2 separate regions of the Mus musculus genome follow, and region 1 is linked to region 2. The links are chromatin loops, found by intact Hi-C in ENCODE. Cell type or tissue: left cerebral cortex. All regions are shown on one strand. Each heading gives the region's core, and the rest is flanking DNA. Links, peaks and the distances in the headings are about the cores only. Region 1 overlaps Kcnj10 (potassium inwardly-rectifying channel, subfamily J, member 10). Region 2 holds the start of Dcaf8 (DDB1 and CUL4 associated factor 8).

What was found. Peaks named below come from ENCODE experiments on the same cell type or tissue, not always from the same donor. Only the 100,000 strongest peaks of a DNase experiment are listed, where the experiment ranks them.
Region 1: a loop joins it to region 2, with 2.9 times the contacts of the local background. A loop is called at or near these places in 1 of 42 quality-filtered maps.

The regions. Positions count from the first base shown.
Region 1 is chr1:172,356,699-172,373,043 of GRCm38, reverse strand. Kcnj10 (potassium inwardly-rectifying channel, subfamily J, member 10) reads right to left here. Exons shown (of 2, transcript NM_001039484.1): 2 at 1-4,123. The coding sequence starts at 4,123. The coding sequence ends at 2,984. Among named protein-coding and RNA genes, the nearest start is that of Pigm, 12 kb to the left of the region's middle. In left cerebral cortex, for the core only: a CTCF peak has its summit at 8,210 (motif pointing right); a DNase peak (open chromatin) is centred at 8,203.
Region 2 is chr1:172,141,046-172,157,390 of GRCm38, reverse strand. Dcaf8 (DDB1 and CUL4 associated factor 8) reads right to left here and starts at 9,376. Exons shown (of 14, transcript NM_001357204.1): 1 at 9,053-9,376; 2 at 8,070-8,142. It also overlaps the pseudogene Gm10171. In left cerebral cortex, for the core only: no CTCF peak of the experiment used is centred there; DNase peaks (open chromatin) are centred at 7,873, 8,662, 9,336 and 9,899; H3K4me3 peaks cover 2,366 bases; H3K27ac peaks cover 1,807 bases.

The sequences.
Region 1 (16,345 bases), core at 4,244-12,243, 220 kb before region 2:
AGCTACTGTCACTGTTGTTCAGACCATAACACAGAAGATCCAGCTATCCTGCTCCCCCAAACCAAGGCAAAATATTTGTCCCTTTGTTAAAGTCTGAATACTTCCTTCTGTACAGTCCGTATATTTGGGTATATGTACATCTATGTACATTTCTCTGTATATATTATCTCTGTTTTTCTCCTTAGATAAACATATATCATATCTCAATCTCCCAAGTTTCCCCCCACCTCCTGTGTGTCAGTCATAAGTAAGTAAGACTCTGAGTTTCATCTCCCTAGGCCCCTTAGCCTCGTCGTTCACTTTTTCCCCACTCTGGAGATCCTTCCCCATTGGTCGTTTTGCTCACCTGAAATCTCCCATCCCACTTAGAATTGGCGCACCTGTTATTCTCCTGACATTCCAAGTCTCTAGCTGGTACAGACAGGGAACCCATTTTTCATCAGCCGTGGCTGTTAGTAAAGCTTGCCCTGCATCCTGAGAAAGGATTTCAGGTCAGAGAGTCGGGCTGGGATCTAAAGAACCACTTAGGGTTGTGAGTGGGAGTTGTTCTGCAGAACATAAGGCTTGTTGGAGAAAGGTGCCGTTCTGAATTCTGAATTAACAGGACAGATGTTAATGATTTTTAAATGATTTTAAAGTGCAACTTAGAGCAAAGCCTGGGATTGTAGAGGAAGTTCAAAAGGGGTTAAGGCAGGAAATGCTCTCTCACATTGTTATCCAAGATTCTGAGGAGAGTTGGGCCTTGGCAAGGCTCTGGGACGAGGGTCATTCCCTCAGAAGGGAAGCAGCAATGTGAAGAAGAAACAGGACAGAGGATAAATTGCCACAGGATAAGAAGACACACACACACACACACACACACACACACACACACACACACACACAGCAGTACACATGGTCCTTGCACACTGGACACATCAGGTAAGCGCAGCGTTGAATGTATTTGAAAGCACATAAGCTGGCTCTTGCCTTCTGCTCTTTGTTTCAGACATTCAGGTTCTTCTGGTTCTGGTTGTTGATGAGAGTTGGAGGCTAACGGTGAGCTTTACAGTAAGGAGAGACCAAAGGCTCTTCGTTTTCAGGCTACAGTTAATTGAGTTCAAGGGAAGACCAACGTAAAAAGACTGTGCACAGTTGAGATCCACTCAGTCTTGGGATCTTCTGAGTTTCTCTGCAAGGCTTTGCCCAGAGATCCGGGCATGCATTCTGTATAGATGTGTCGCTTGTCATCTGTCAAGTCCACCTTACAGCTTACGTCATTCCTGCCAAACTACCTTGCGAGGTTTCCTGGGTACCCAAGTGGAGCCAAAGCTCACTAGGACAGGACCTGGTGCTTCAAATGCCCTTCCATGACCCCTGCCACAACCCTCACCAGAGAACTAGGAATGGCTTGGGTGTGATCTTAAGCTGTCTTTGTAATTTGCCTGGAACTGGCCCGTAGGCAGAAAAGAGGAGAGATGGCGCTGGTTTTCATCATTTTATGCCAGGTGTCAGAATGGCAGAGATCAGAATGTAAGTTCCTCTCCTCTCAGCATTGCCTCATAAAATAGCTGGCACTTCTCAGAAGGGCACCAGGAGATGGAACAAAATAGTGGCTGTCAGCCAGAGTTCTGCCTCAGCCCAAACCATAACAAAACATCACAAATTCCCCGAGGCTCTGTACAGCAATCTGGAAATCTGAGAAGTGGGTTCAGCTTTCCTGGGGAATCTGTGCCCTGTGACTAGTTTTAATAGATCGATGTTAAGAAAGGCAAATGACCATGTTTCCCTCTCTTACTTCAAAAGGTTGAGTTAAGGGAAGGTCTGGGGTGGGAGAAAAGGAAGCAATGGAACTGGTACAGTGTAATCTGGATGGTTTTAGATATTTTCGTGAGGTATGTGCAATGGACTTATTCAAGAGAACATTGGGGGCTTGGCATAGTGGTTCATGCCTTTAATCCCAGTATATGGGAGACGGAGGCAGCTAGGTATCTGTGAGTTCAAGGCCAGCCTAGTCTACATAGTAAATTCAAGGACAGCCCATGAAAGAGAGAGAGAGAGAGAGAGAGAGAGAGAGAGAGAGAGGGAGGGAGGGAGGGAGGGAGGGAGGGAGGGAGGGAGGGAGGGAGAGAGAGAGAGAGAGAGAGAGAGAGAGAGAGAGAGAGAGAGAGAGCATTGGTTAAGGTCTTCCTATTCCCAGGAAACACTAAAACATATCTTTTCAGGACAGAGCTGCCCAAAGGACAGGGCCAGAGTATTAGACAGTATTTCCAAAATTGAATTTCTCAGAATCCAGGATGGGTGCAGGAAAGGTGGCTGCTTGTGTTTCTCGAGTCAACCCCAGTTCTACAGAAACAGAAGCTGAGAGAGAACCGGCTTTGCTGAGAAGATCCACTTGAGAACTGGAGAGGGAAAATTAGGTGGTGACCAAGAGTCCAGGCTCTGTCAGGAGTTACCAGCTGAAATTAAAACACCATGACAAACTCTGGCTTCTTTCTTCAGGATTTGATAGCCCAGGGAAAACTGATTTCAGATCCCAGTACTTCTGAGGGCAGAGCCCATAGAGTGACTCTCTGAGAGAGTTCTGCCTCAGGGAACTTAGCTAGATGGAAGAGAAAAGGAGGAAGCTCCAGTCTCAAGCCATCAAATTTTCTAGTGGTGGGCGTTTGGGGGGGAGTCTATCCATCCAGTCACATGGTCCTCTGAATGTGAATCTCCAAGCATGGCTGCGGCCTTCCAAGCCATGTCAGCCTCATCTTCCCTCTCTTTCCCCCAAGCTGGCTTAAGAGTCATATACATTGGTGTAGTGGTAGAGGAAGGTACAAGGGGACAGTGAGAGGAAAAGGAAGGGCTCCAGCAGGCCCCGACTGCTCACAGGCCACCGGGCTAAGGGGAAGTTGAGGGTGGGTGCTTCAGGGTCTCTCCAGCGAACCCAGATTGTATCCTTTTCCCAGAGCACTGGAAGAGGAAAAGGCCAGAGGGCTGGGGAGGAGAGAACAGGATATCAGACGTTGCTGATGCGCACACTAAGGGCACTGCCTTCCTTTTCAGCTTGCTCTCTTAATGACTCCTCCAACTTGAGCTTCTCGGGGTCTCCATAGCGTACGGTGCTATCGCGGAGACCACTGGGAGATGCCACTTTCACAACCTGGTCGAAAAGGCTGAAGTCAGCTATGTATTTGCCACTGGCTGACAGTGAGATCGCAGGCGTGAACTCGTAACCCCAGAGGATCTCCTCCGGTAGGTAGGAAGTGCGAACTTGGCAGGTGGCACTGGTGGACTCCACTGTCCCACTCAGGATCAGCACCAGCTCAAAGTCCCCCTCCCCACTGCGGAGCGGGAGATCTTTTAAGGGGCTGGTCTCATCTACCACGTGGTAGAAAGTCAGGGGTAGGATGAGAAAGGGGCTGTCTGAGGCTGTGTCTACTTGGAAAGTCACGTTGACCTGGTTGAGCCGAATATTCTCACCCTCCTTTGTCTGGTGCGTTTGAAGCAGTTTGCCTGTCACCTGGCATCCAATGAGGAGACTCTTCCGCATATTGGCAACCCGGATCATAAGGCAAGGCTTCCCGTTATGGGAAGCCACAACGGCATGCTGGCTGAAGCGGATCGTCTCGGCCCTCTTCTTAGGCCGGGCAATCTTTGCAAGGAAGGTACCTGTGATGAAGATTTCCAGAATGGTGGTGAGCACCAGCTGCGCAATAAGAAGCACGATGGCCAGTGGGCATTCCTCACTGATGTAGCGGAAGCCATAGCCGATGGTGGTCTGGGATTCCAGGGAGAAGAGGAAGGCTCCGGTGAGCGTGTGCACCTGCACCACACAAGGCGTGTGGTTGGCAGGAGGTCCCAGCTCCAACAGGTCCCCATGGGCCACAGCTACCAGATACCACACCACACCAAAGAGGAACCACGTGCCTGCAAAGGTTGCAGAGAAGAGCAGAAGCTTGTAGCGCCATTGCATGTCAATGAAGGTCGTCCATAGATCCTTGAGGTAGAGGAAACGTTTGTCAGCAATGTGCTCCATTCTCACATTGCTCCGGCCGTCTTTCGTGAGGACCCTCCTCCGGCGTATTCCTGGGGCCACTAGGGGGCGGCTCTCTGTCTGAGTCGTCTGACTGTAATAGACCTTAGCGACCGACGTCATCTGCAGGAAGTAAAATGGCATATAGAAAGTTATTGCCAAAATCCAGCTAATTCCTAGCCGCCACCCAGTGAGAAGAGAAACTAACTAACGTCCTTTTAAAAATGTGTTACATTCATGTTGGAGGTGGTGGGGTGCTTCAGTGTCACTGCTGAGGGCAAACTGCAGGATTTTTGTTTTGTCCTGCCATGTGGGCCCTGGGAATTGAACACAGGTGGTCAAGCCTGGTGGCAAATGCCTTTCCTTGCTGCGTGAGTGTCATCTAGCCAGCCTCTAACCTTCCTTTTGATGGCATTGATCTTAGCAAATATTTGCAGAGCCCTTGTTAAATGCCCGGGACAGCGTGAGGTCCTATAAGTCAAACATGAAAACAACATCATTCCTGCTAAGACACCCCCCCACCCACCCCCACCCCCACCCCGGCAGACCCATGTGAATTAGACACATAATTGCAATACATGCAATGCAGTGAAATGAGCTCTGTGATTTGGGGAAGAGGTGTAGCAGAGAAGAAAGAGTAAAGAAGTTCACAGGTTGCTGAAAGGAGGAATGGGAGGGACGAGAGCTCTACTGATCTCCATTGAACACGTGTGTGTCCATGTACACGCACACCCACTCCCACACCTCCACCCACCCACCCACACAACCACTCCTGTGGAGATACCTAACTTATAATAAAAACCCCTCCCTTCGAATGAACATTAAAGCAAAAAAAATATATCCCACTGAAATCTTTCTAGGATAGTACTGCTTAAGATGTGTATGTGTCTTCAATTTCACTACTGTCTCTCTTAACCCCAAGTCAATGGCCACTGGGGAGAAAATGGCAGAAGGAATGCATCCTTCCACCCTGCGGGCATCCAGGCTCCTTCCTTCACTGCCACCATTACTGTCATCATTTGTTTGCACTACCAAGGAGACGTGGCATCTGGGTCAGGGTCTAGGCTGATGTTGGAGAGAGCACAGACGGGGTCTGAGCAAAAGCAGGAAGCAGGAAGGAAGCACTAGGCTGCTGCTTCCCGCCAGCCCCAAGGCATCTCTCTATGGGTTGGAGGTGACACCGGGTTGTAGGCAGCAAAACTGCCTTGAGTGAATGAAGCGAGGGTGGACTCCATAGTCGTTAGTAGCTATGTCTTCACAGGCTCAAATTCAAGATGCCTATTTGTCCTGATAGTAGAAAGTGGGACAAGGGATTGAAAGAGGAGACCATTCACATAATACAAGGTGCCTGGCATTCCTGCCCCAAAAGTAACTTTGTACTTTTCCAGTAGAGAAAAACTTAGTCATTTAGACTCTGAGTCTGACATCTGGAACTCCTGAGAAGAATGCAGATGCTTTCTGGGACTTGGGGATCTTTGGGTATCGGAACAGCCCATCGCACCCCCACCTCATATGTCTGAACCGTTGCATCTCATCATCATTCCATTCTCCCACTACCTTGTCTCTGGAAGAGTCTAAGTCATATGAGCCTGTCCATAAACTCCTGCCCACGCAGGGAACCGAACCAAAGATCACCAATGAATGAGGGCCCTGGGAACCTCCAGAGCCAGCCTGCCCATTTTACCAGCCCGGAGACCATTTGAAGTGTTTGTCCACGGAAGACTGCTACTCAGCCAGACCCCCCAGTGCTCTTCACTGCCCTATGGCCTTGGTTCCTCTGAAGCAAGAAGGAAGCACTACAGCTCTGAATAATTTCAGTTTTGGAATTTAAATAAAGCCCTGCTCAATACTCAAAAGTGCTAATAATAACAACTTCCCACCACAACTTGTGTGTGTGTGTCTGTGTGTGTGTGTGTCTGTGTGTGTGTGCATGTGTACACCATGGTAGAGTCTGCACAAAAGAATGTTTGCTCCTCAAACTTTTTTAGATTTACTTATTTTATTTATATGAGTACACTGCAGCTGTCTTCAGACACACTAGAAGAGAGCATCGGATCCCATTACAGATGGTTGTGAGCCACCATGTGGTTGTTTGGAATTGAACTCAAGACCTCTGGAAGAGCAGTCAGGGGTCTTAACTGCTGAGCCATCTCTCCAGCCCTGATCCTCAAACTCTTAAGGATGTGGAACCTGTACATAAGACTTTTGACTGCACAGTTAGAGATGAGAGGATATAATTTCAATTTTCAAAAATAAAAATAAAATATACTTCAAAAGATATAGACAAACAGGTGATAGCGATCCTAAGAAAAATTCTCAGATAAAATATGGAGATTATGTGTAACTAGACAGAACAAGAAGAAAAGTTCTCGGTAAAACCCTCTGTGGGTTTACTAAGATTGAGTCATATCAAAGTAACTTAATTTCCTCTTATGATGAGGTTATTAAATTGGCAAGCCAACAAAATACAGATAATGTGTAACTAAAGCTTCAGCAAGTTTTGGGACAAAAATCTATCATTATCTCTTTGGGGATAAGATAGAGAAGAATGGCTAGAGGGTAATACAATTAGGTGGTTTTTAAAATTCAGTGGTGCTAGTGAGTAGACCCCAGTAGGCCAGAATTCACTTTCTATTGATGTAGCAGAGAGATTTATTCTTTATTTTGCCCTACTCAATGCTCTTAACACTGATTCCATTCAAAACTAGAGAACACTGTGGCTATCAATCATGTGGATGACACAAACCCAGGACAGGTTGCAAGGGCTGGGCAGAACTGGGATCCAAAAAGAACCAGATGAGCGAGGCAAATCTAACAAAAGGGATAAAAGCTGGGGGTATGTGCTTGAGTCCAAAAATTATCTGAGAAAGTTTAAGACTACGGAGATCTAAGTTAGTCACATTACCATGGGGGGAAAGGAGAGACTTAAACATTTTAGAAAAAAAAAATCCAGTATGAGTTATTCACGTATTTTGGCTGCCGAAAAAGCAACACAATCTTAAGCCACTTTGGTTGAATGAAGTCCCTGAACTAAAGAGGTAACTGATTCCACTCTGCTCCGTTCATCTCAAGCAGCAATCGAGATACATCATCATCATCATAAATCAGGACCAGATCACGTGGGTAGTGGATAAAGGGAACGGATGGATTTTGTCAAGAGGTGGTCTGAAAGAAAGAACACATGTGTACAGAATACTGGGCTTGAAAATTTGTCGCATGGATGAAGGTTCTGAGCTCCAAGAACAAACAGGAGCAGGGTGCTCAAACTCCAGGGAGAGAGATTCCAGGGTTATAGTGGAAAAAGAACACTACTGTACAGGATGGTACAGATGGGAAGAGTCCCTAGAAAGAACATACTGTCCCCGGATGCTCAAGGAGAAGTTATGCAGTATTGTCAGAGGGTTCATCTCCATCTACGAAACAAGCTCTCAATGGATATAGAAAGATGAAGCGTTCAGCCACACCTATGGGCAGCATCAGGGTGCCTGCTTCCTTCTCCCCAGCTCTATCCCTGAGCTTTCTGTGGTAACGTTCAGGGATCTCTCTCACCTAAATTCTTGCTTTGTAGTAAAAGGGGGTTCTACCTATCAGGAAGAATGGAGGCTCTCAAAAACCTAGCTTATCCTTCCTAAGTCCATGATTAGTTACTACTTTATAAAATATGTAATCTGACTCCCCCCACCCCCACACACACACACTATGAAGTAGACAGGAAAGAAGACAACGTTAGAAACTAAGGCTCAGAGAAAATCACTCAAAGCAAATTTAGTGGTCAAATGGGAAGCCAAACCCAGGTCTTTTGGCTTCTGATCCACAACTGGTTCCTTGAACAGAGGAGCTTCAACCAGACAGAGAAGACAGAGCCTGGGGCTTTGAGAGAGCAGATTGAGGCTACGGACTAGATTTTGGCTACTAGTTAAGTTTTTTGTTGCCTCTGGCTGCTGTATTTACCGCCTCTGACTGTTGTGTCTACCATTGCCAGCCCTTGTATTTGCCACCTCCAGCTGTTATCCAAAGTTCCCAGCTGTTATGCCACCTCCTACAGCCAGGCCACTTTGTTCTCAGGGGTGGCCAGACTCAGAAACAGATAAACAATCAGCACACTCCACCCCCAAGCTGGCCTGGCCTCTGGGGAAAGAAAGCCAGCCAAAGTTCTGAAAGTGGTTTGTTGCTGCCCTACCAAAAGCCACACATCCTTTTTCCTCTAGAGGGCGCAATTTCTCCAAAACAGTGCCAGCGGCGCACTGGGGTCGGCGTTCTACTGAACAGCTTGAACAGTGAGATTGGACTAGGCTATCTACCACCTTTGCCCTCTAAGAAGTGAGCTAATTCGTTTCCAAAAGGATAGTGATGTTCATTTCTCCAGCAAGCTCCGTGCCTATCTTCTGTTTCACACTGTCAGCTTCCCCTAAAGCCGGGTTTCCTTACCTACAAGCACTTTTATTTTGTGCCAGTGACTTGTGCTTCGGAATGAATGGATTTATCAGAACCTTTCTCGAGTGCTTGATTGCTCATGAGACAAGACACCGTTCTTGTGACTAAAATTGGCCAAGGTCCCTCATTGTTTTGAAGATAAACTGCAAGCCTTTGGTATAGCATTCAAGATCCTCCATGATTTAGTCTCTGCCTGCTACTGCTGCCGCCACTGCCTGCTACTGCCTCCTCCTCCTTCTCCCCCCTCCTCCTCCTCTTCCTGCTCTTCCTCTTCTGTTTTGTTTTTCAAGATAGGGTTTCTCTGTGTAGCCCTGGCTATCCCGGAACTCACTCTGTAGACCAGGTTGGACTTAAAGAGAATTTGTCCACCTCTACCTCCCAAGTGCTGGGACTAAGAGCATGTGCCATAAACCCTGGCTTCTACTTACTCCTCGTCCTTACCCTTGACAGTCTTCCACACATCCTTAGACACCGGCTCTGCAGAAAAGCGTACTGTCTGATTCTTTCTACCTTTGGAGCTTCTTTTGTTTTGCTCACATCTCTGGCTGTCTGACGACCTCCTGCCTACCTGACAAAGCCTGGACCAAGTGCTAGAGATGCCTTTGCATGCCTTCATGGCCCTCAAAGAAGTAGCTTTTCTCTAGACTCCTACTCCTTCTGACATGCACTTTCTAAGCATGCCCTGGCCCAGTTTCTACTTTCTAACACCATAGTGCTTTGCAGTGTTTATTTGCCGTTGTTTGCCATCTGTGAACTCTTAATTGAAGGCCAGGGAATATGCTTACATCTGTTTCACCAGAAGCAAGTATGGTTTTGAAGACCGAGGAGGAGATGACTGAAGGCGTCATCTGTCTGGACAGGTCTGAGTGAGGCTGCCGCTTTGATGTAGCCCTTCAGGAGGAGCCATGGCAGGGAAGAAGGGGATCCAGGTTCACTCAGGCATGACTGATGTTGCAGATGCTTGCAGATTTTTTCAGAAAGTAGAGGAACGACAGCTTAAAGACGTCAATGCTAGCCCTTGTATGGGTCTGCTGGGTTTTTGTTTGTTTGCTTTTGGGTTGTTTTGTTTGTTTGTTTTCTTTTTCTTTTCTTTCTTTTTTTTTCAGGAGCATGGTAAGAGAGTGGGTCTTTTAGTTCGCTGTAGATGGGAGCTGGGAGGGGAGTTAAATTAGCAGAGGGCTTGCATAGCATGCAGGAGGCCCTGGGCTTGATTCCCCAACACTGCATTAACCAGGAATGGTAGCACAGTTGTAATCTCAGTCTCAGGAAGATAGAGACAGGAGAATCAGAGGTTCAAGGTTATCATGGGCTATGAAGTAAATTTAAGGCCAGCCTGGGCTACGGGGAAATCATGTCTCAAAATTTTTAATTGAGTTGATTAATTAGCCCTGACGTGTACTATGTTCTATTATCTTTCTAGGTGGCTAGAAAGGATGGTTCAACTCCACACCAGGGACAGCAGGTGGAAAGGCAGGGGATGAATGGTACCATTTCCTGAAACCTACCACGTGGGGAAAAAGTCCTTTCAACCCAAAGACAGAGCTTACTCTGTAGCAAAAGCAACCCAAGTGGAAGGAGCTTCCCACGTGAGCACTAAACTCACTCATTTCCAACCGCAGACAGTCTCTCACTGTTCCCTAAATCATTAAAGGTGCCTTGGCCCTCCCAGCTCCTCACACTCAAGTTCTAGACCCACTTCAGACTCTCCTTCCTCCTCAGCCCGGTGCTGTGGATGTGTTCCTATGCTTCCTTCTTTCTACTTCATTCCCGTCCTCCAGGGCCTTAAGGAGCCACTGAAGCGCCTACGATTTGTCTCATATCTCCATTTTTCCCCCTGTAACTCATCCTACATTGTTAGCATGTTACTCATTTTATGTATATGAGTGCACTGTAGCTCTACAGATGGTTGTGAGCCATCATGTGGTTGATGGGATTTGAACTCAGGACCTTCGGAAGAGCAGTCAGTGTTCTTAACCGCTGAGCCATCTCTCCAGCCCTACCATGTTACTCTTCATTACACTTCTGATGATGAACCAATGAACGCTGATCTGATATTTTCCAAAGAGCGCACCTTTCCTGCTCATGGCATTCCTAGGAGAGGGTCAAATCAGGGTCCCGAGGCTGGGGAGGTGACAGAGTTGAAAGACTAAAGTGCCTGCCTCGCATGGCTGAGGCTCTGGGTCTGACCCCAAGCACCGAAAGAAAAAAAAATCATCGTTCTTATTTTATAATCAAGGAAACTGAGGCTCAGCAAGATATGACTCGGTCAATCATGGAACTGGATTCACGATCAGGGTCTTCTGACTCCAGATGCACCACGTTCTCATCACACTGTATGTGTCCCAGTTCCTTCTCCAGTTCAAAGAAAGTATTTCACTGGTGACCAAAGAGAGACCAGACTTAGTCTCCACCTGACGAGTTATGTGATCACTGCCAACCCTCCTTCCAAGCCTTGTTTCCTACTCCCCTTTTCTTGGGGCATACTCAAGCAAACGGACGCCATGTAGTTGAAGCCTTTCTGTGCTCATACAGGCTTTCTTGCTTTCTTGCCTTCGCCTATCCTTTTTCTGTCTTCCACGCTACCTGAGTTCATGACCCCCATTCCATAAAACCTCCACTGAAAACCACAGCCTATTCCCGACTTGCCAGGTATATGTATCTATTGAGTAAAAACAAGTTTACTGAAGGAAGCACCTAGATCTACCATATCTTGTTTCTAGTATCTTGTGATGGAGATACCAAATATTCTCCCAAGAAAAGGCATGTATTGAAGGCTCTGGTCCCCAACACAGCAGTGTTCAGAGGTAGAGACTTGACATGTGAGTGATTGGATTCATCAGTGGATTGATTAACTGGGAGTTAAGAGGTGGGGCCTAGTTAGAAGCAGATCATTGGGGCATGACCATATCATGTCCCCCAAACCTCCCTCTGTACTTCCCCCGTTTCCCTGAAGTGAGCAATTTTCTTCCTCCATAGGCTTCCACCATGATGCTTCTGCCACACCACTGGCCTAAGAGCAACAAAGGACTGAAAAGAGCAACCACCAGGACTGAAACAGCTCTAACTACAATTCGAACGTTTCATCCTGTAAAGTTTTTGTTTGTTTGTTTGTTTGTTTTTGTCAGAGCAACATAAAGTCAACGGATATGGCTAACAATTATGTGATGCATAGAGAGGGCCCAGGAAGCATTTTGAAAAGGAATTAATGAACAGAAGATGGCACAGCCCTTTCTAGGTGTAGAGGCCCATCTAAGAGGACAAGAAGATGCTGCCAGCACAGTAGGGCAGAGGGACCATGGAACCTTTTGTTCTATGTACAAGGAATGGAACTCTGGCCCAGGGCCTGGCGGACCTTCTCCTCCTCCCTTCTTGTTAGTGTCTTCTCTTGATTTTCCCTGTGAATTTTTTCCCCCTCATACACATGGAAACCCCAGATAGTTCATTAGAATTACTAATAAGTATAAGTAAAAAACCCAAAGTTTTTTTTAATCTGTAATGTTGCTGCTCACTGCGTGTGCAGTGTGCGTTTGGTCTTCATGCACTTGTCTAATAAATTTCTTTTCAGTATCTCCTGAGTACCAGATTCTAAACAAAGCACTGGAGTTATGGAGATGACAAAGATATAAATTCCTTTCCTTGAAGACCTCAGAGCCTAACGTGGGAATCAATGATAAAACAGGCAGGACCAGGGATGCACAGCTCAGTATGTGTGAGGGAGGGGAAGGATGCCCGTAGCCCAAGGGATGAGCACTGGGGGATAACTAATACCAAGCACCTAGTGTGCAGTAGGTGAGGGACCGAGCACTAACACTTTAACTATGTTTTTGTTATTAATAATAATAAATATAACATTAATAAAAACTAATAATGACTAATGATTTCGTTAATATGATTTACAAACCACCATATATAACCGTAATGGTTTTCATCTGGACCAGGAAATGTAAAGAGCAGCCAGGATTGGAACTTTTCCCGCTATGCCCAAATGTCTCTTTGGGAGAAGAGAAGAGAGAGATGACTCGGGGTCTAAAGGATGGGCAAAATTCGATTGGGTTTTGTATGAAAAACCAAAAGATAGTGCACCCAATGAGGGGAGAATAGTGAACAGGAGCATACAGCACTGGCAATGTCAGAGATAGAATAAACGAAACTCTCTCCTCCTAAGTTGCTTCTTGCCAGCTATTTGGTCACAGCAATAAGCTCTGTAACGAATACAAGCCCACCAACACAACCCGTGGGCAGGTCAACTTTAGATAATGTGCATTTTAAATCAATGTCCTAGGCATGTGTTCATGCGGCGTGTTCTGGAGATGAAGTGAAATCGTCGGACACAGGATGAGTAAGGTCCAGCCTGGGAACTGACCCAGCTCTGCCTGCTGGGAAAATGCACTGCCCTGGGACGCAGACAACTGAATGCTGGTCTTCACTCTTCCAGACTCTGGGAACTTGGATAAGCTCTTCGCTCTCTAAGCCGCCATAGCTTTCATTGTGGAAGAAGGAGGTTGTAGCAAACCCTCAATGCCTCCGCTCTAGCACACACCTGTCTGCACCCAGAGACACCGGTAGCCTCAGGATTCACCCCAGCATATTCTCTGTGGATCTAGACTATAGAGATCTTAGAAAAATAATATTTAATATTGTATAAGCAAAGGACAGTAGGATAACATGAAACCATTACATTACTTAGGACCGACACAGTCCAAAGCATGGCACCTGTGGCTCTTCACGGACACCTTCCTGTCCTCTGTCACTCAGAACAGACTGCTGAGTCAGTTTGGCTCTGTTGCATTAGAAGAAAGGAAAGACACTTTCTCTTGTAAAACTCCCCATCTGGTGAGATGGTGGCCCATGCCTGTGGTGCCAGCATTCCAGAAGCTGAGGCAGGAGGATGGTGAATTTGAGGCTATACAGCCTGGGCTATACAGAAGGAATCTATCTCAGAAACAAACAAACCAAAAGACCTTGCCATCCGGCTAATGAGGTCTGGTTCCATTCCTCCCACTGGGCAAAGGAAACAGCGACTCAGGCCCCTCTTACCACCGTATCATCTCTTCTTTGAATGCCAAATCCCACTTAAATAGTGATCTTAGAGACCTCCTGGGGGGAAAGTGGCTAGGTCTAAAAAGAAGTATTTCTGGGCTTCCAAATGTTCTTAGTGAAAGAGAGGAAGAGAAGAGAAAGGAGAGGGTAGAAAAGGAAAGGGTAACGAGAAAAGCTCCCGGGGTTATGTAAGTCCTCGAGGTTAGAAGAATGGACTTGGATGTGGGCTCTTTCAAAGCTTATTGTCGCTATTCATCAATCTCTCCTATCCTTTCCCCAGTGAAAACAGACAAATAGAAATGGAGCCAGATGCACACAAATCTGGAGGTGAGGGAAAAGGGGGCAGTGTCTGTGTCCGGGGGCCTGCCTTCCCAGCTGAGTCACCGCTGCCTCTGTCCCCCACCCTGGAGCCTCCTTCCCCCTGGCCCTCCTATCCTCTAGCCTCAGCCTGACACCAATGTCCTGGCCCAGGGAAGAATAGGCTTTTCTTCCCTTGTGTCAACGTTTGGAAAGTTCTCATAGTTTGATCAGAAGGAAGGCTTAAAGCCTTCAAAGTACTTCCTGGGAGTCTGTGACCTCTCGCTGGCCCTCCTGACCCACTCCACCCCCACCCGCCCTGTGCTTTCCAGTCAAGAGTGGGAGGGACAAAGACATGAGGCCATGTCAGATGTTCTCCTGAGTTTAGACACCACCACTGTCTGTCAGTGTGGGCTGATCAGGACCCCTGGCCCTTCCTTCAGCTTGTTCCCCAGACAATGCCTTCTGACCCCCTTCAGGAAGGGAACCACATTCCCTGCAGGGGACTCCAGAGGGTGGCATCTCAGAGAACCCGCTGTCCCTGGCTGAAAAGGGAGGATGACCCCGTCCGTGGCACACGACCTCCTTGTGTACCTCTCAATCTCCCACATCACCTTCAGCACACTTCCTCCCTGATTTGTGTGGTCCAGACATGGTATCTGCTCTTAGCTGTTGTCTGCGTCTACAGAACTGCACATCCTGAGCTCTTCAGTAAACTAGTCCTTTGTGAGGACTTGGCACCGTGTAGAGTTCAACTGAGGACAGAGCTGTACCACTGCCTCCTCATTAGTCTCAGCTCCAATGGTCCGGAGAGTCTCCAAACCTGGCCCCGTGTGAATCTTCACCTCGGGACATTTGCTTGGAGTCGTTAACCCATCTTCCTTTGCCTCAATGGAAAAGTCAGAAAAGTCAACTAACAGAATGATTTAGCAGGAAACACTGAATAGGAAAAACTCCATTCCCCCTAAGACACCCCCCGAGAGAGGGAGAAGGATCTTATGTAGTTCAGGCTGTCCTTGAACTCATAATGCGGCTAAAGATGACTCTTGCCTCTATCACCCAAATGCCAGGGTTGCAGTTGAGCAGAATCCACTAATGTGGTGTTTGGGGGATTTGTGCATGCCGGGCAAGCACTCTATCCACTAAGCAAGAGCCCGTCTTATATTTTCTATCAGTAAGATATGAGACACTGGAACCGTTCCCAGGGACACTGGGGGAAAGCTAAAGTCTAGGTTGAGTTAGGAAGAAACTGGATGCTAAGCAACATATCTGTTCTAGATCTCTCCTTTGTGGGTCGCCTCTGCCTTAGATCTCAAATCAGTCACAGTCTAACCTTGAACTCCATAGATTCTAGTCCAACTTCTGTTTAATGCTATTGATTGAAGTAATAAAACTTATTTATGTATCAGATAAACCCCCCATCTCAGAGATGGGAGAGAACTTCAAAACTACAAACTTCAAGTTTGGCCTTGACCTACCATTCTCCTAGGCTGCAGGTTTAAGTCCTGGCCACCAGGGGGCAGGGCTCCCTAGTCTGGCAGGGTGCCCTCAGCGTCTCCTACCCTCTACCCACACACTAACCCACTCCTTTTGCAGCTAGGTTGGACTACATGTAACTGCAAATTAAAAATTAAACAGATCACAGAGCATCTATAGGAAATGGTTCAATAACACTAGCAATTCAAGTAATAGTAGCAACCACCTCAGGAGAGCAGAAAATTTGCCTTCGGGGAAGCACCTACACAACTTTAGACCGCTTCTGTTTGATCCATGCAGCCACTCTGGGCCAACCGGGAAGTTCTCTCCAAGGTCGGAGATGTGTTCCGTTTGTTAACTCTAAGGGCGTTTTCTCAGTTCTCAAGCCCAGCATTGGAGACTGATGACAGGTGGTCCCTTCCTGACACACTCTTTGGAATGTTGTTGTTGTTGTTGGCTGTTTGTTTGCTGCTTCAATTGCATGAAGTGTGGTAGAAACCCTGACCTGTAGCGCTACTAGGCTTTAAGAGTCTAGGCAAATCACTAGAGTTTCTGAGCTTCCTTGCCCCTTCATCTGCAAAAGGGGGGCTAACGACATGGAGGTCACGAACATACAAGCTCTTCATGAGTTCCGGAGGGCTAGAGATGCAGTCTTGTTTCTCACTGACATCTCACTTCCTAGGTTCCCTCTGCCTCTCTTTTTAAAAGCTTATTACGTTTATTTATCTGGGTGCTGTAGCACACCTGTGGACATCAGAGAACAACTTGTAAGGGTCAGTTCGTTCTCTCTCCCCCATGCAGTTCCTCAGGTATCCAGGCCTGGCTGCAGGCTCCGGTCCCCACTAAGCCAGCTCACCAGCCTTCGTGTGTTTTCCTCTTGTTCAGAGACTTGTCATCCGTTCACTCAGTGCCCAGGCTGGATATCTGGTCTCTCTTGCTCCCCAGCCCATTGGTCACCAGGTCTTATCAATTCTGCCTTTCTGTGAATCTCCCCATTTTCTGAGGTCCCCATCATTCAATCTTGTGTTCTCTTTCTCCTGAAATGGTACAGCGACTCCCCGTTCCTCCTACGCAGACTCTCCTCCCCACCCCCACCCC
Region 2 (16,345 bases), core at 4,907-12,906:
CCCTGTCTCAAAAAAACCAAAAATAAAAATAAAAAAATAAAAAATCTGGGCATGGTGGCACATGTCTTTAATCCCAGCACTGAAGGCTGAGGCAGGTAGAATTTGAAGCCAGCCTGGTCTACAGATTTTGAGTTCCAGGACAGGCAGGGCTACACAGAGAAACCCTGTCTTGAAAAACCAAAATAAATAAATAAATAAAACTTAATTATTTATTAAGGGGAAATGTTCATTTTCTTACTCACTTTAATAGTCTAATATTAAATTACTATTAAGTAATTTCATCTTCATAATAACTCTCCAAGCCAATTTTCTACTAATACTGCCAGACACATTCTAATTTACTATCCAGAGAACCTAACAGCACTGAAATCCAAAGCAAGAGCTTCATATTGCATGAAATGGGGCCAGGTGTAATGGTCTACACCTTTGATCCTAGCACTTGAGAGGCAGAGGCAGGTGAATCTCTTTGAGTTCCATAACAGCCAAGGCTATACAGTGAGGCCCTACCTCAACAGACAAACAGACAGACAGACAGACAGAATGACAGACTGACTGACTTTGGGCTACTTTCTATTATTAAATATTTAAATGGGATGAATAACAACACCCTCTCCTTTGGTAGACCGGATTCAGGAACAGAAGGAAAACTGGGTATTTCAGGATCAGGGAAATTAACCTATTTCCTATTGTCCAAAAATCTGACTGCATGAGGCATCCCTACTGTACAGAAATGCTGGGTGCCGGGCAGTGGTGGCGCACACCTTTAATCCCAGCACTTGGGAGGCAGAGGCAGGCGGATTTCTAAGTTGGAGGCCAACCTAGTCTACAGAGTGAGTTCCAGGACATCCAGGACTACACAGAGAAACCCTGTCTCAAAACAAAAACAACACCCCCCCCCAAAGATACAAACATCAAGATCATTAAAATAAATACAAGAGACTGAAGCCTACAATCATTAAGTCACAAGTTTGAGACCAGCCTGGGCTATACAGAGAGACCCTGTCTCAAAAAGAAAATAAAAACAAATAAAATGTTACCATTAAAGAAAGCACAGTGCTATTTCACTTTTGAGAAGAAAGGAAAAGCTTCCATGAAAAACAAGCTTTTGAGGTACTTTGAAGGCAGAATAACATTTCAAAGAGGAGGAAGACAGAGTCGAAGCACAGGAAGATGTCGATGACTGACAGTCTGACAGCCCACAAGGAAAAATAAAATGGAAGTTACAAACCTGATAAATTGAGAAAAATGTGTAATATGCTTTAGCTAAATGTATGAAGAGCTGGTCAAGCAGGAGGCTAACAAAGAAGAGCGTAGGTCTGGGGAGTGTGTGTGTGCGTGCATGCACACATGAGTGTGAGATAGATATATCAGGGAGGTTATTGTATCAAAAGCAAGGCGGTCTGAAATGAAAGGAGAAATACGTTTAAAGCCAATGTACTCACTGAGAGCCTGTCTTGGACTGGTGGCACGTGGAAATACAAAGGAAGAGCCGTGACAAACACTATAGGACAGACAGTATTAGGCTTCATAAACAGTTATAAAACAAAGTGACAAGAGACAAGCTGGTACCCAGAAGATTAAACCCAGTTGACAGATGACAAAGGTAGTGAAAACCAGTGCAGTAGATGTGGAACTTATAAACTAGAGGCTGGCAAGATGGATGCCAAAGACACACATGGTGGAATGAGATAATCAGTCCCTGGCGTTCACATACCATCATGGCAAGCGTCTACCCACACACACACATATACACATCACACAGAGTAAGTAAAAACAGAGTTTAATGTTGGGAAGAAATAAATTAGAGCTAGATATACAGACTTATACATTATTTAAACAGAAAGTTCAAGCCCAAATACCTTGAGAACTGAACCTTACAAAAACCCACCCAATCAGTACCAGGGAGTCTATGCTAAGAGAGGAAATCTGAGGCAAGACTCTTAGGATCCTTCTAGAAAGCAAGAGTGAACAGAAAGGGTAAGGGAAGTCAAGGACATAAGACTTCTAATGAGGGCTGGCGAGATGGCTCAGTGGTTAAGAACGCCGACTGCTCTTCTGACGATCCCGAGTTCAAATCCCAGCAACCACATGGTGGCTCACAACCATCTGTAATGAAATCTGATGCCCTCTTCTGGAGTATCTGAGGACAGCTACAGTGTACTTACATATAATAAATAAATAAATCTTTAAAAAAAAAAAAAAGACTTCTAATGATTCATGTTTCCTCTTCCACCATTTCAAAGAAACACAAAGACAATGTATTCTATGAAAAGATCTTAAGAGTGAAATTAGGCCAGACGCTGGTGGAAACGACCAGCACTTGAGAGGCAGAGCCAGGCGGATCTCTGGGTTCGAGGCCAATATAAGTCAACAAAGTGAGTTCCAGGACAGCCAGGGCTATACAGAAGAAACCCTGTCTTGAATTCCTCCCCTCCTCCGAAAAAGAGAGTGAAAAGCTATTCTCATGGAATTACCTAGGGAGCCATTTTGAGGGGGGACATGGGGGGGGGGATGCTGAGACAAGGCCTTATTATGTAGCATATACTGACCTCAACTTCCTGTCTGCCTTGGCCTCCAGAGTGCGGATTTAGGAGAACAGGTGTGTGCCACTGTGCCCAGCTAAGTGACTCACTCTTATTCAAGGAGCCAGCCTTTCTCTTCCCCATCAAAGATCATAAAACACTAGGACTCAGTTAACTCAGTCAAGTCTGTACTGGTGGCTCACGCCAGTAACTGCAGCACTTAGAAGGTTCGAAGTTCAAGATTACTCTCAAGTAGTTTGAGACAAGACTGGGCTCCCCTGGCTGGTATGCTTGAGTAAGGCCTATGCTGTTTCTTCCCAGGAAAACATTTGTTGCACAACACACATGAACATAGCAAAAAGTATTTTCTTATTTTCTAGAGACAGGGTTTCTCCATTTAACACTAGCTGTCCTGGCTCACTCTGTAGACCAAGATGGCCTCAAACTCAAGAGATCTGCATGCCCCTGACTCCCAAGTACTGGAAATAAAGAGGAATGCCACCACTGCCCGGCTACAAATCTTTAAAAAAAAATTATACCAATGTAAGTTTTCTCTCTGAGAATACTTTATTGCACATCTTGGAAACTATAGCATAAGATTCTTGTTCTTTTCTTTGGGGGAGAGAGAATTGAGGGACGATGGCCTTTAACTCAAAATTCTCTTGCCTTGGGCTTCTGAGTATCTGGTATCACAGGCATATACCTACCTTCCCCTTACTGGGAACTTTTGTCTTTTCACTTAAAGGAGGCCTTTACAGCTGCTCTTGTAGCCGGAGTTGCTGGCATCACTATCCTTGCACTGAGTGCCATCTACTTATCATGCACACTAATGTGAGTAGCACAGGTGCCCTGACAATGGGGAAAGTGACTAAGAGATGGTTAGTGATGACAGCTTAGACACAGCACCCAAAAAGATGGTCCAGGTCCCAGAAAGGCTGGGGTAAATCCCATCTTTCAGCTCAGAAAAGCACACAATTTAAAGCTTACGGATTGCTTAATTCTGTACTTTACCAATTAATATCTTCATTCCATGGTTGACAAGAAAAAAAATCCAAATTCCAAATAACAGAAGCCTACTGTACGAACGGTTAGAAGACCTGCAAGCTACGGATCTGATTCACTCGGGTACCTGAGTTCTAAATGGGGGAGTTGAGTAACAGATTATCTCTGCTTGCTGATAATCTACTTAAAGAAAAAAAGAAAAAAAGAAAGATTCAATCTCAAAGACTGAAAAGCCAACTCCATAAATAAACAAATTTAAACACCCTTCTAATGCCAATGTTATATAATAAAAGCTTCAGTTTGGATCCCTTTTCAGATAGGGTCTCTCTTCATAGCTCTGACTATCCATACAACTCTCCTGCCTCAGCCTCCAGACTGCTGGGATTAAAGGTGTATGTCACAACACCCAGTACCTGGGACCCTTGTGGCTTTGTCATAATCTAGCTATTTCCTGGACATGGTGAGAATAACTTTTATACAGCAAAACCAGTACAGTAGGAAGTCTTCTGAAAGCATGGTTTAGCTAGTCACTTGATTTTAAAGACCAGGAACGTAGCCAGGTGTAGTCATCCGTGCCTATAATCCTAGCACTCAAGAGACTGAATCAGAATACGCAGGGTGAGGTCTCCAGTCTGAGTTACACAGTGAGCTCAGGATGAGGCTGAGTTAGTGTGAGACCCTGTCTCACGTAAATAAAACCAGGATGGCATACATGCTTATGATGATATGAGGAAGGTAGAGACAGGAAGAGCAGAAGTTCAAGGCCATCCTCAGTTATATATTGAACTTGAGATCAATTTGGGCTACATGGGACTCTTAAAGAGAGAGAAAAAAAAACAATAAAAACTCCTTGTTCTTTGGCAATAATTATAACTCTGAAATAGCCTTAGAGAGACAAGAATTTTACAGTTGTAATACACAGACTAAGAATGGTTCAATGCAGCCGGGCATGGTGGTGCACGCCTTTAATCCCAGCACTCGGAAGGCAGAGGCAGGTGGATTTCTGAGTTCGAGGCCAGCCTGGTCTACAGAGTGAGTTCCAGGACAGCCAAGGCTACACAGAGAAACCCTGTCTCAGAAAAAAAAAAAAAAAAAAAAGGTTCAATGCATATAAAGATGCCACCTGAAATCTTTCCTGAAAGTCTGGGGATTGAATGGTGGGCTGTCCTTATCCAGTACACAAGGCAGTAAGGAATAGTTAAGTTATTCTTCCAACATATTTCCTTTTCTCCTCCACCCTCTTCATGAAACACAAAAAGCAGATCTCATAAAATACAGCGCCTAGTTCACGAGCACTGCCGAGAGTCTTGACATTACAACAGAGAATCTGTCCCCTGGATGACAGGGACAAAAGCTAATCAGCCCTCCCCTCACTGATGTGAATGACACTGCCTTTACACTGTCCTGTCATCAAAACTTCAACTCTTATGAGCCCTCAACTCTTCCAAAACAGATATAAAAGAAAAACAAAACAAAAAGATTTAAAACTCTTTACCTGAACTGTCTTAAGATGGTGTAACCATGAGAAGAAGAGATGAGTGTTTATTCCTAGCCCTGATTCATGTTAAAAAACAAGAGCATTTCCTTCTCACTTTTTGTTTTGTTTTGTTTGTTTTTCGAGACAGGGTTTCTCTGTGTAGCCCTGGCTATCCTGGAACTCTCTGAAATACCAGACCAGGCTGGCCTCGATTCAGAAATCCTCCTGCCTCTGCCCACTAAGTGCTGGGATTAAAGGCGTGCTCCACCACTGCCCAGCCCTTGTCACATTCTTAATAATCTGTTGGTGAGGCTCACCTCTGAGCTCATAATCTTGGGAAAAAAAATGTGTCTCTCTTGGTAGCACAAGTTAAGCATTCAGTGGCTAGCTGCAGCACCAGTGGCCATTACAGCAGAAGGGAAAGGAAAGAGACCATACTCTGTAAGGTATGCTAACAGGCCAAGAGGAAGAAACCAACCAACAAAGAAATAATTGACATTTAGTTTAAGAATACATTTAGAGATGGGCAGTGGTGGTGCACGCCTTTAATCCCAGCACTTGGGAGGCAGAGCAGATGGATTTTTCGAGGCCAGCCTGGTTTACAGAGTGAGTTCCAGGACAGCCAGGCTACACAGAGAAACCCTGTCTCAGGGAAGGAAAACAACAACAACAACAAAAGCATTTAGAAATACACATATGTAAACATTTCCTATTCTGACGCTCAGAAATCAGGTTTAGAAGGCATCCTACAAGACATTCACAAAACAAACAAATAATATGAACAATAAAACTGAATTTGAGGGGACAGCAATTAAAGTGCTTACTGCTCTCGAAGAGGCTCTGAGTTTAGTTTCTGGAAGCCACACAACAGTTCACAACTATTAACTCCAGCCCCAAAGGATCTGGTCCCTTCTTCTGTCCTAGCCTCCACAGGCACTACCCTCACATACATCCATCCCCACACAGACACAGGCACATAAATCTTAAACATGAATCTGAGGGGCAGAGGCTGTGGCCCAGCAGCAGAGAGCTTGCTTAGTTTACCTGAAAACCCCAAGTTTTGTTTCTTTGTTTGAGACAGGTCTCACTATGTAGCTCTGGCTGTCCTGGAACTCACTTTGTAGACAATGCTGGCCTCAAAATCAGAGATCCACCTGCATCTGTTTCCAAGTGCTGGGATCAAAGGCATGGACTAATGGACTACCACCATCAGCCTTGGCCCCAGTTCTTTTGTTGTTGTTGTTGTTTTTGTTTTGTTTTTCAAGACAGGGTTTCTTTGTGTAGCCCTGGCTGTACTGGAATTCACTTTGTAGACCAGGCTGGCCTTGAACTCAGAAATCCGCCTGTCTCTGCCTCCCGAGTGCTGGGAATAAAGGCGTGCGCCACCACAGCCGGCTCTTAGGCCCTAGTTCTTAAAAGAAAACAAACAAAATAGAAAGATGGGTACAAAGCAAACACCTGTTATGTATTACCTATGATTGGTGCCTCACACCAGTACACCAGTACTTAGGAGGCTAGGTGAGACAAGTTTGCAAGACCAGCCTGGTGTGCATTATAAATTTCAGGTCAGCCTGGGATAAAGTGAGTTCCTGTCTCAAAAGTCAAATAAACAAGCTGAAGAAATGGTTCACTGGGGCTGGAGGTGACTCAGCGGTGAAGAGCACTGGCTGCTTGCTCTTCCAGAGGTCCTGAGTTCAATTCCCAGCAACCACATGGTGGCTCACGACCATCTGTAATGGGATCCAGTGCCCTCTTCTGGTGTGTGAAGACAGCTACAGTGTACCCATATAAATGAAATAAATCTTTGAAAAAAGAAAGAAAGAAAGAAAGAAAGAAAGAAAGAAAGAAAGAAAGAAAGAAAGAAAGAAAGAAAGAAATGGTTCACTGTTTTAGAGTACTGGCTGTTCTTGCAGAGGACCCAGATTCAGTTCACAGCACCCACATGGCAGCTCACAGCTACCTATACCTTCAGTTCCAGGGATCTGAGACCCTCTTCTGATCGTCTCCAGCATGAGTCATGCAAGCGTTGCACAGACAGCCATGCAGGTAAAACACCCAGACATAAAACCAAATTAAAATGTAAAAGCTTACTCTTACATCTTACATACATGCATCCGCATTCAAAGTTTTTATGTTACTTCATAATGAACATTTTCTAGTTTTGAGCACCACGGGGAACAAAACTTAGCATAGCCACTCTCAAACTTTTCCCAGTACAAATCCCAAAGGTACTAGGATTGGTCAAACCTACCTTAAAGAGTCAGGGGGCTTCTCTACTAAGTCTTGCCAGTCTCAAGCACAGTCCTACCCTCTGCTACGAGCAATCTACAAGCCTTGTAGGAACCATACTGACAACTGTGTTCCGGCTCCCTCTCCTTGTTGCTGAAAGCACATGATTCTTCTACTGACCAATAATCTGCAAGTTAGCTACAAAAGGAACTGCTTTTAAGAAAGAAAGAAAAGAAAAGAAAAGAAAAGAAAAGAAAAGAAAAGAAAAGAAAAGGAAGGAAGGGAGAGAGAGAGAGAGAAAGGAAGAAAGAAAGAAAAGAAATCCCACTACCTTTTGAAAAGTTGTGCCTCTGAGGCTAACTGGACTTAGATACCAACTAAATGGAGGCTCACTCTTCGATCCTAGCTTTTAGTCAGGAGTGGTTAATTACTCTCCAGATGGCATGGATGATAAGTTCTGGGTTTGGGAGAACAGATCTGACTTGACAAAAGGCTAAACAGAATTCAGGCAACCCAGTTCTCTATGTTTTAACAGTCTAAGACAAGATCCACGGGAAGACAAAACACAATGCAAATAAATAACGGGGGAATAGAAAACGAGGTGCAGACTGCTCACTCGACGCTTAAGCCATTTGAAGACACACAACAACAGTGTCGGGCAGCAGGTCAAAATACAGCCAATTAAATTTGTAAGAAATTTAACCAAAATTGTAACAAAGCTGCTAACAATATCCAAACTTGCGGAAACAGGGGTAACAATTGTTGAGTTTAGCGGTCTGCACTTTCGCATGAGGAAAGGGTCTTGAATTGAGGAATTAAACGCCTTCAATGCCACTCACCTTCCTGCTTTTATCGCCGACCGAAGTCAGGCCCAAGATCCTGAGAAAACTGGTCTGGAGGTTCGCTGAAGAACTGAGAAAAGTGAAAGTTTACATGGCAAAGGCGTCTCTTCTGAAAGTAGCCAAAATATTTATGACCACACTTTAATGTTTTTTTTTTTAAAGTCTCCTCACAACTATTTAAAACCAAAACAACTTACCTAACTCAATTCTGACTACTGAACAAAACCCATGCCCGTAATGGAAACACAAAGGATTAACACAAGATTTAAACGCCAGGCAAAGTTATCTCCCAGCTCCACCAAGGCTAAAGAGTCACTTATGAGGAAAACCTGTATCTTTTCAACTCTTAAACCAAACCACCCGTCTCAAGCAAACTCCGGAGCAGGGGGGGGGAGGGGAGAATCCGCGGGAGAATGTGATCGCTCTAGTGCGGGTTTGTTTACAGACTACACCAACAATCATGAGTCAGAAATTCAAGCCGCCAGATGCTTTCCAACTAATAAGGACCAAGCGGGACCGTTCTAAGGTGTCCTAAAAGATTTCGGGACACGGGGAGGGGAAGTACATTAAGAGAACTAGATCACAAAGCATTCAAGAACAGACTGCCAGTTTCTTGGACCTCGGCCTTCCGTACGAGGTGCTGGGCCTGAGATCTTGGGATGGGGGAAGGGGGCACACTGCGCGGTGGCCCTGAAGTGACTAGGAGACGCCAACAGAGCCGGGTCCCCAAATTATAAAGGGAGAAATGAGAGTTTACGAATGGGTCACCGGACGAACGAGAAGCCCCTGTGAGTCATGGGGTTGGCCCTAGGGGGCAACCCCGTGGACCGACCCGGGCAGAGGACGAGTCCTCCCAGCACCGACTCGGAGGAGGGGAGTAAGACTTAAAGTCCGGGAGTTTTAGGAAAGGGATCGGGCCTGTCCTGCGGGGAAGCGGTCAGGGAGAGGGGGGAACAGGCCGAGCCGGACGAAACACGGACCCGGTAGGTCAAGGGGAGGGCGTCCGGCTGGGGCAGTTACAAGCACGGGAGCTGGCGAGGCCCGGCAGCCCGCTTCCCATCTAGGGTCATCCTTCTGCCAGCGGATGCTCCGACTGTTCCAGGCCCAGCCGCCCCGTCCACTGCCGCCACCAACGCCGCCGCCATCTTACACTGGCCAGCGGCAGCCACCACCACCGTCTCGGGTCTCCGCGCCTGCGCCTGCGCCGTCACGCTTTCCGGCGGGGTTTGCGACGCTGTGCTGGAGGAGACTGAGCGAGAGCGGTCCCGCGAGCTCTGGGCTCCCAACCCTCCCGGTGGCCGCACAAGGGGCGGAGCCTCGGGCCAACCGAAGCCGCGAGGGGCGCGTGCGCGGGGCGGAGGAGTCAAGTTGTTTTCGTACTTTGAGAGTGATGGCTTGTCTCCTGGTATTCAAAACACATGCGATCTAGGGGCTCCTTGGAGTTGTGCCGGAAAATGAACCTCATTCCAAAGGCTCTGGCAGGCAAACTTCTAGGTGTCCTCCAGGCCTGAGGTTCTAATTCTTGCCATATTTTTTTGTTTGTTTGTTTCCTTGTTTAAAGAAAAACCCCTTTCTCCTTTCAGGCTCAAAGCTGCATTTCCTTCAATGGCTTCTTAAGAGGCCTTCTGCCAGCACCCATTTGTCCATTTGTTTAAAAGAGTCACTAAGGTTTGGGGATGTTGGAATGCTTCCTAAGGGTCTAAAAGTTTTAAAAGTTTGATCCCCACACCTGGGGGTGGGAGTGACACGGCTTAGAAACAGGATTTATTTATTCATTTGAAACAGGATCTTTCTACCCGGGCTGTCCTGGAACTGTAGATCTCACAGAGATCACCCACCTGCCTCTGCCTCTCAGGCGCTGGGATTAGGATTAAAGGCGCTCAACGCTGCAGAGTTTAATTTTTTAAATGAGCATACAAACTAACAGGTTACAAACTAGCACTCAGGAGGCTGAGACAGGATATACACAAGTTGGAGGTCAACCTAGAACAACGGATAGTAAGTTCGGGGCTAGAATAAGTCCTTCCCCGATCCCCAACACACACACACACACACACACACACACGCAATAGGTTTCCATGTGGCATTTTCATATGTATGTGTCATGCCTGTTTCTTCATGGCCCCCTTCCCACTCATTTTCCCCTTCTTGGTTACCTTCCTCCAATAACTACCACTAAGTTTTGTGACTAGTGTATACTCCATTCTCTTTTCTTAGCTTTCCTTCAACTCTCTTTATATCTCTTCCTTGCCTCTCAGTCTCCTGTCTACTTTGTTGTTAAATATGAATACGTGTGTGTAATTAATAGACATATGTATACATGAACTTAAATCCAGATTCTGCATATGGGAGAGGACATGCCATATTTGTCTTTCTGAGTCTAACTTATGTTGTTTATAATCTGCAAATACTATTTCATTCTTCATAGTTGATGGATCCTATTGTGTATATATTCTATATTTTCTTTAATTCATTCATCTGTTGATAAATATCTAGGTTTATTCATAATTTAGCTGTTGTGAAAATACAGCTAAAACATGGATACGCCACATAACTCTGCAGGTTGCTGGTTTTAGGTAACCTCTGTACACTACTTTCTGCTGACACCTAAAGGAAACCTAACCAGGATTCTAGGATTCCAGATTACTCCTAGCTAGCAGGCTGGAGCATTCTTATTTGTAGCAGAAAAATCTAGTAGGATCATTATATCCAGGGTAGGCAGTAGAATAAAATAATTGTTTTTCACTGTTTAGGGTAGACATCAGAATGAAGAGTTTTTTTTCCTGGAAGTAATGTTTTTGTTTTGTTTTGTTTGTTTTTCCAGACAGGGTTTCCTTGCCCTGGCTGTCCTGGAACTCACTTTGTAGACCAGACTGGCCTTGAACTCAAAAATCTGCCTGCCTCTGCTTCCCAAGTGCCAAGACTAAAGGCGTGCGCCACCACTTCCCGGCTTTTTTGGAAGTAATTTGACCTTGAAAAAGATCCTTATAGAAAACCGAGGTGCTTTCTCTCATCTATGGGGTTGTTCTTCTGAAGGAGCTTTACAGTCTTTCAGTGACTTCTGGGTCACAAGATGGTCCTGGCACACCTGCAATACCTTGCATTATCGAGGATTGCAAACAGTACACAGTAAGGACTAGAGTTGTAGGGTGGTTTTCTTCAGGAAACATAGAGCTTTTTAGGGTCTTTAGTATAAAGGAATTTATTCCCCCCTGCCCCGGAAAAAAAAAAGAACAACTTGTGTAACAATCAGTAAACATACTTTTGGGCAGATGTTCAGTACTCAGTCCACAGAGGCTGACTCTTCCTGATGCCTGCAAGGCCAAGTTTCATCCTGCGCTGTTTCCTTTGGTGTGACTCAGAACACCAAGGTTGTTGAAGATGTTTTAGGTGGGTCTCCTGCATCCCAGGCTGTATCCCGCCTCTACCTCCAGAGCCGGGATTACAGGGAAGCATCGCCATTGCTGGTTTATGCAGTGCTGGAGGTGGAGCCACGGGGCTTTTGGGCATGTTGAACAAGTACCCTAACAACCAAACTACGTCTTCGGCCTCTCTTTCTTTTAACCAGAAGGTTAAGGTACTAAGTACAGACTCCTCAACTCTACCCCATACCAATACCATTCCCCTCCTCCCAGGTGTTTTGAGACAGGAACGAGAGTAGCTCAGAATAGCTTCAAATTCACTTCTGAAACTGCTGCCTCCATCTCCCGAGGGTCGGGCATGTGCCACTATGTCTGATTTTATTCGTTGTTGGGAATCAAACTGAGGCCTTCGTGGATACTAGGCAAGCACTCTATAAACTGAGCTCCATTGCCAGATACATTCTATCCCAAGCTGTCTCTTGTTGACTACTTGCTGAAGTAGACATGTGGTAATTAATACTGTTAACTCGACAAGATCTATAATTAGTTAGCAGGCAAGCCTCTAGGCATGCCTGTGAGGGATTACCTAGATTAGGCTAATTGAGGTGGGAAGACCCACCTAATTGTGGGTGACATCATTCCATAAGCTGAGGGGCTTGGCTGAATATACAGAAAGTAAATCGAGTACCAGCATTTATTACTGTTTCTGAACACAATGTGTCCAGCAAGCCTCCAGCTGCCGCGCTCTCCCCATCATGATGAATGATGTCCCCTCAAACTCTAAGCTGAAATCAGTGCTTCACTCACATAATTTGTCCAGCCATTTGGAGAGTAACTACTCCAGCTAGTTTGTCTATCTCCATTAGTGCCCTCATACGAGCAAACGTCAGGCAGCTGAGTGACTTTTAAGATGTAAGTCAGGTCATAGTCCCCTACCCAAAACATCCATTACTTTCTCATCACATAACGAAAGTCAAAATTATCTAGACTGGGCCGAGCATACGTCCCCGGCCTGAGGAGGTGGTGGCGAGCCCACCGCCGTTTGCTGCGACCTCATGGAAGGTGGCGGAGGAAGTAGCAACAAATCCACCAGCGGGTTAGCTGGCTTCTTCGGAGCCGGAGGAGCGGGTTACTCGAACGCTGATTTGGCCGGCGTCCCGCTGACTGGTATGAACCCCCTGTCTCCTTATTTAAATGTGGATCCACGCTATCTCGTTCAGGATACTGATGAATTTATTTTGCCAACTGGAGCTAATAAAACCCGAGGCAGATTTGAACTAGCTTTCTTTACCATTGGAGGATGTTGCATGACAGGGGCCGCATTCGGGGCAATGAACGGTCTTCGTTTAGGATTGAAGGAAACCCAGAGCATGGCCTGGTCCAAACCAAGAAATGTACAGATTTTGAATATGGTGACTAGGCAAGGAGCACTTTGGGCTAATACTCTAGGCTCCCTGGCTTTGCTCTATAGTGCTTTTGGTGTTATCATTGAGAAAACACGGGGTGCAGAAGATGACCTCAACACAGTAGCAGCTGGAACCATGACCGGGATGTTGTATAAATGTACAGGTGGTCTTCGAGGAATAGCACGCGGTGGCCTGGCAGGACTGACACTCACCAGTCTCTATGCACTGTATAACAACTGGGAGCACATGAAAGGTTCCCTGCTCCAACAGTCACTCTGAAGATTTTTGGCACCTCAGGAATGGGGGACACTTCATAGTCATCCAGATCAATTAATAAGCCAGTCTGGAGTTGCTTTCTGTCTTGTACCTACAGTTACTTTGAACAATTGGAGACTCTGATTTGCTGTGACAAAGATCATGGATGGTTAGCCTGGACTGCACTGCTTGCCCTCAGTGAGTGGAAGCCAACCCCTTGGTGGCTCACTGAGTATGTGTTCTCTTCTCCTTTGGAGATGATCTTGCACCCCAAACTGGAAAACCACTTACTCTCCAAATTCAGGCCATACTTTTTATTACCATGTTAATTCATTTAAAAAATCTAAAACTTAAATGTTGCCCTGTTTTCCAAATAAAGGGTGAAAACAGAAAAAAAAAAATTATCTAGACTGATGGCTCAGCAGTTAAGAGCACTAACTGCTCTTCAAGAGGCTTCTGTTTCAAGTCCCAACACCCAACATACTAGCTAACACACTCCAGTTCCAGGAGATCTGATGCCCTCTTCTGGCTTTGTAGGTATTGCACACAAATGGCACACAGACATATATGGAGGGAGGCAAAACACCACGCATTAAATCTTTTTTTTTTTAAAACCAAAATTAGCTCCCAAGGTTCTACATTATCTGGTTCCTATCTTATTTCTGATTTTATCTCTTCCCATGCTGCCTGGAGCTGCTCTAGCCTCATTACCTTTCTTGCTATCAGGAGTACCATATTATGTTCCAGCTCAGTGTTTTACCTTGCAATGTTCAGCTATGTTTATTACACTGCATCTCTCCTAAGTCAGGTCTCTATACAAATGGCACTTTGGTATAACACATAGTTATCTACGGATACCAACTCTGCTTTTATTTCTTTATTTCTTTATTTATGAGGCGGGGTCTCACTGTGTAGTTCCACCTGGCCTTGGAGTCTCAGAGACCCATCTGCCTGCCTCTGCCTCCAGCACACTGTGAGTAACAGCATGTGCCACCACACCTGGTTCTGCTTTCATTTTCACAAGAAGAGGTCTCACAGGCTGAGTGTGGTGGCCCACACCTGTAATTCCAGCCCTTGAGAGTTGGAGGCAAGAGGATCGGTAGTTCAAGTGAGCTATACAGGACCCTGTCTCAAAAAACAAACAGGAAGAGAGGCAGGGAGGGGACAGGCCTCCAAGTGTTGGGCTCAAGTGACCCTCCAGCTTTAGCCACAATATTGGCGTACAGATGCACATGACTGCACTCAGTCTGTATCATTTTTCAAAAGATGTTTTACTGTATAGCACTTAATCTATAATTATATATTTAATTTAATTTCATATGTATGGGCAGTTTGCCAGAGTGGCCATCAGATCCCCCAAAACTGGAGTTACAATCATGAACTGCCATGTGTGTGCTGGGTCCTCTGGAAGAGTAGACAATGCACTTAACCACTAAGCCATCTATCTATCTAGGCTTCCATTATATATTTTAAATCTAACTATATTATTAGAGTGTAAATTATTGAAGGCAGGAACTATCCCTTTTTCATCTTTGTAATGTAATCTTCACCTAGAAGGCTAATGAGCAAAGTAGTTAAAGTCCTGTCTTCCAACTTCATTCTTTCAGTCAATCAGCAACTATTTATTGTACCGTACAGGAGAGGCCTTGATCTTGGAACTACAGCATCGAGTGAATAAAACAAACTGAGATTCTTTTGTTTACAGAGCTTTTTAGTGCATGGTTGGGAGCACAGGGAGAGAGATACTCAGAAATTATCATAGGGGCTGGAGAGATGGCTCAGCAGTTAAGAGCACTGACTCTTCCAAAGGTCCTAAGTTCAACTCCCAGCAACCACATTGTGGCTTACAACCATCTATAATGGGATCTTATGCCCTTCTCTGGTGTGTCTGAAGACAGCTACATGTATGAGTACATGTGTGTACTCGTATACATAATTCTTTTAAAAAAAAGAAAATAGTCAGTGGTGGTACTTGGGAGGCAGAGGCAGGCGGATTTCTGAGTTTGAGGCCAGCCTGGTCTACAGAGTGAGTTCCAGGACAGCCAGGGCTACACAGAGAAACCCTGCCCTGGGGGGTGGGTGGGGGAGCAAAGAAAAAAAAAGAAAATAATATAAAGCCATGAAAACTGTTGTGAAGGGAATAATGTTAAAATAGATTCCCAGAGTTTCCTATTACAGGGTGAATGTGGTCTTTTCCCACAGGGGTTTGGAGAGCCCCCTTTGCTGAGGTGTCCTCTGAATAAGGACTTCAGGTGAGAATGTGAGTCGCACTCAGCTGGGAAAAGGTGTTCCAGCCAGAGGGATCAGCAAAGACCCCAAGGGTCCAGTGTGCTTCAGAGGAAGCCAGGTGGTTCAGATCGATTACAAATTTATGGACCAAGAACAGAATTGATTTTCTTCTAGGTGTGTGCTAGGGAGTCATAAAAGATCTTGAATAAAAATGGCACGATTTGATTTATAACTGAAGAAGTTCACTATAGCTGATTTCTTTAACTGCCCTCAGGGAGGTAAAACAGAAGCAGACAGACTGGTTAGGAAGGTATTGAATAAAAGACCTGCAGAACTTGTATTGCAGGGCAAGGTACAGAGGTGGCTGCACTGAGGGCTTTCAGGTCGCATGGAGGTGAGCTTGCTAACAGACTGAACACAGAGTGCAATACATGGAGAAAGCAAGGATGTGTTGGGTTGTCTTAATTAAATACGCAGTCAGTCCTTCTACTGAGGTACAGTGGGAAAAAAGGCACAGGGTTTGTGAAGGAAACAGGTCTGTTTGTCAAATCCCAAAGCGCAGAGTTGTTGTTGTTGGTTTTTTGAGACAGGGTTTCTCTGTATAGCCCTGGCTGTCCTGGAACTCACTTTGTAGACCAGGCTGGCCTCTGCCTCCCGAGTGCTGGGACTAAAGGCTTGCGCCACCATAACCGGCAAAGCACAGAGTTTTATGCTACAGAAATAAACAATCATTTCTTATTGGCGAAGACATGTTGGTTGTAATGGTTCCTACTTTGGTTAATGTGTTTGAGCCTTCAGCGATTTAAAATTCACAGCCCAAAACCACAATTTCTTTTGCATCAACCTAATAAAATAGACCACACTTGTATCAACTGAACCTAATAACTTGGCTGGTGTGACAATAGCAAGCTGGTTACAGTTAGTCACCTAATTTGTCTTTTTTTTTGTTTTTGGAAGGAAAGCCTTATTTTGCTTAGGACTTCAGAGGATTTGGCCCACTGGTTGCATGGCTCCTTGCGCT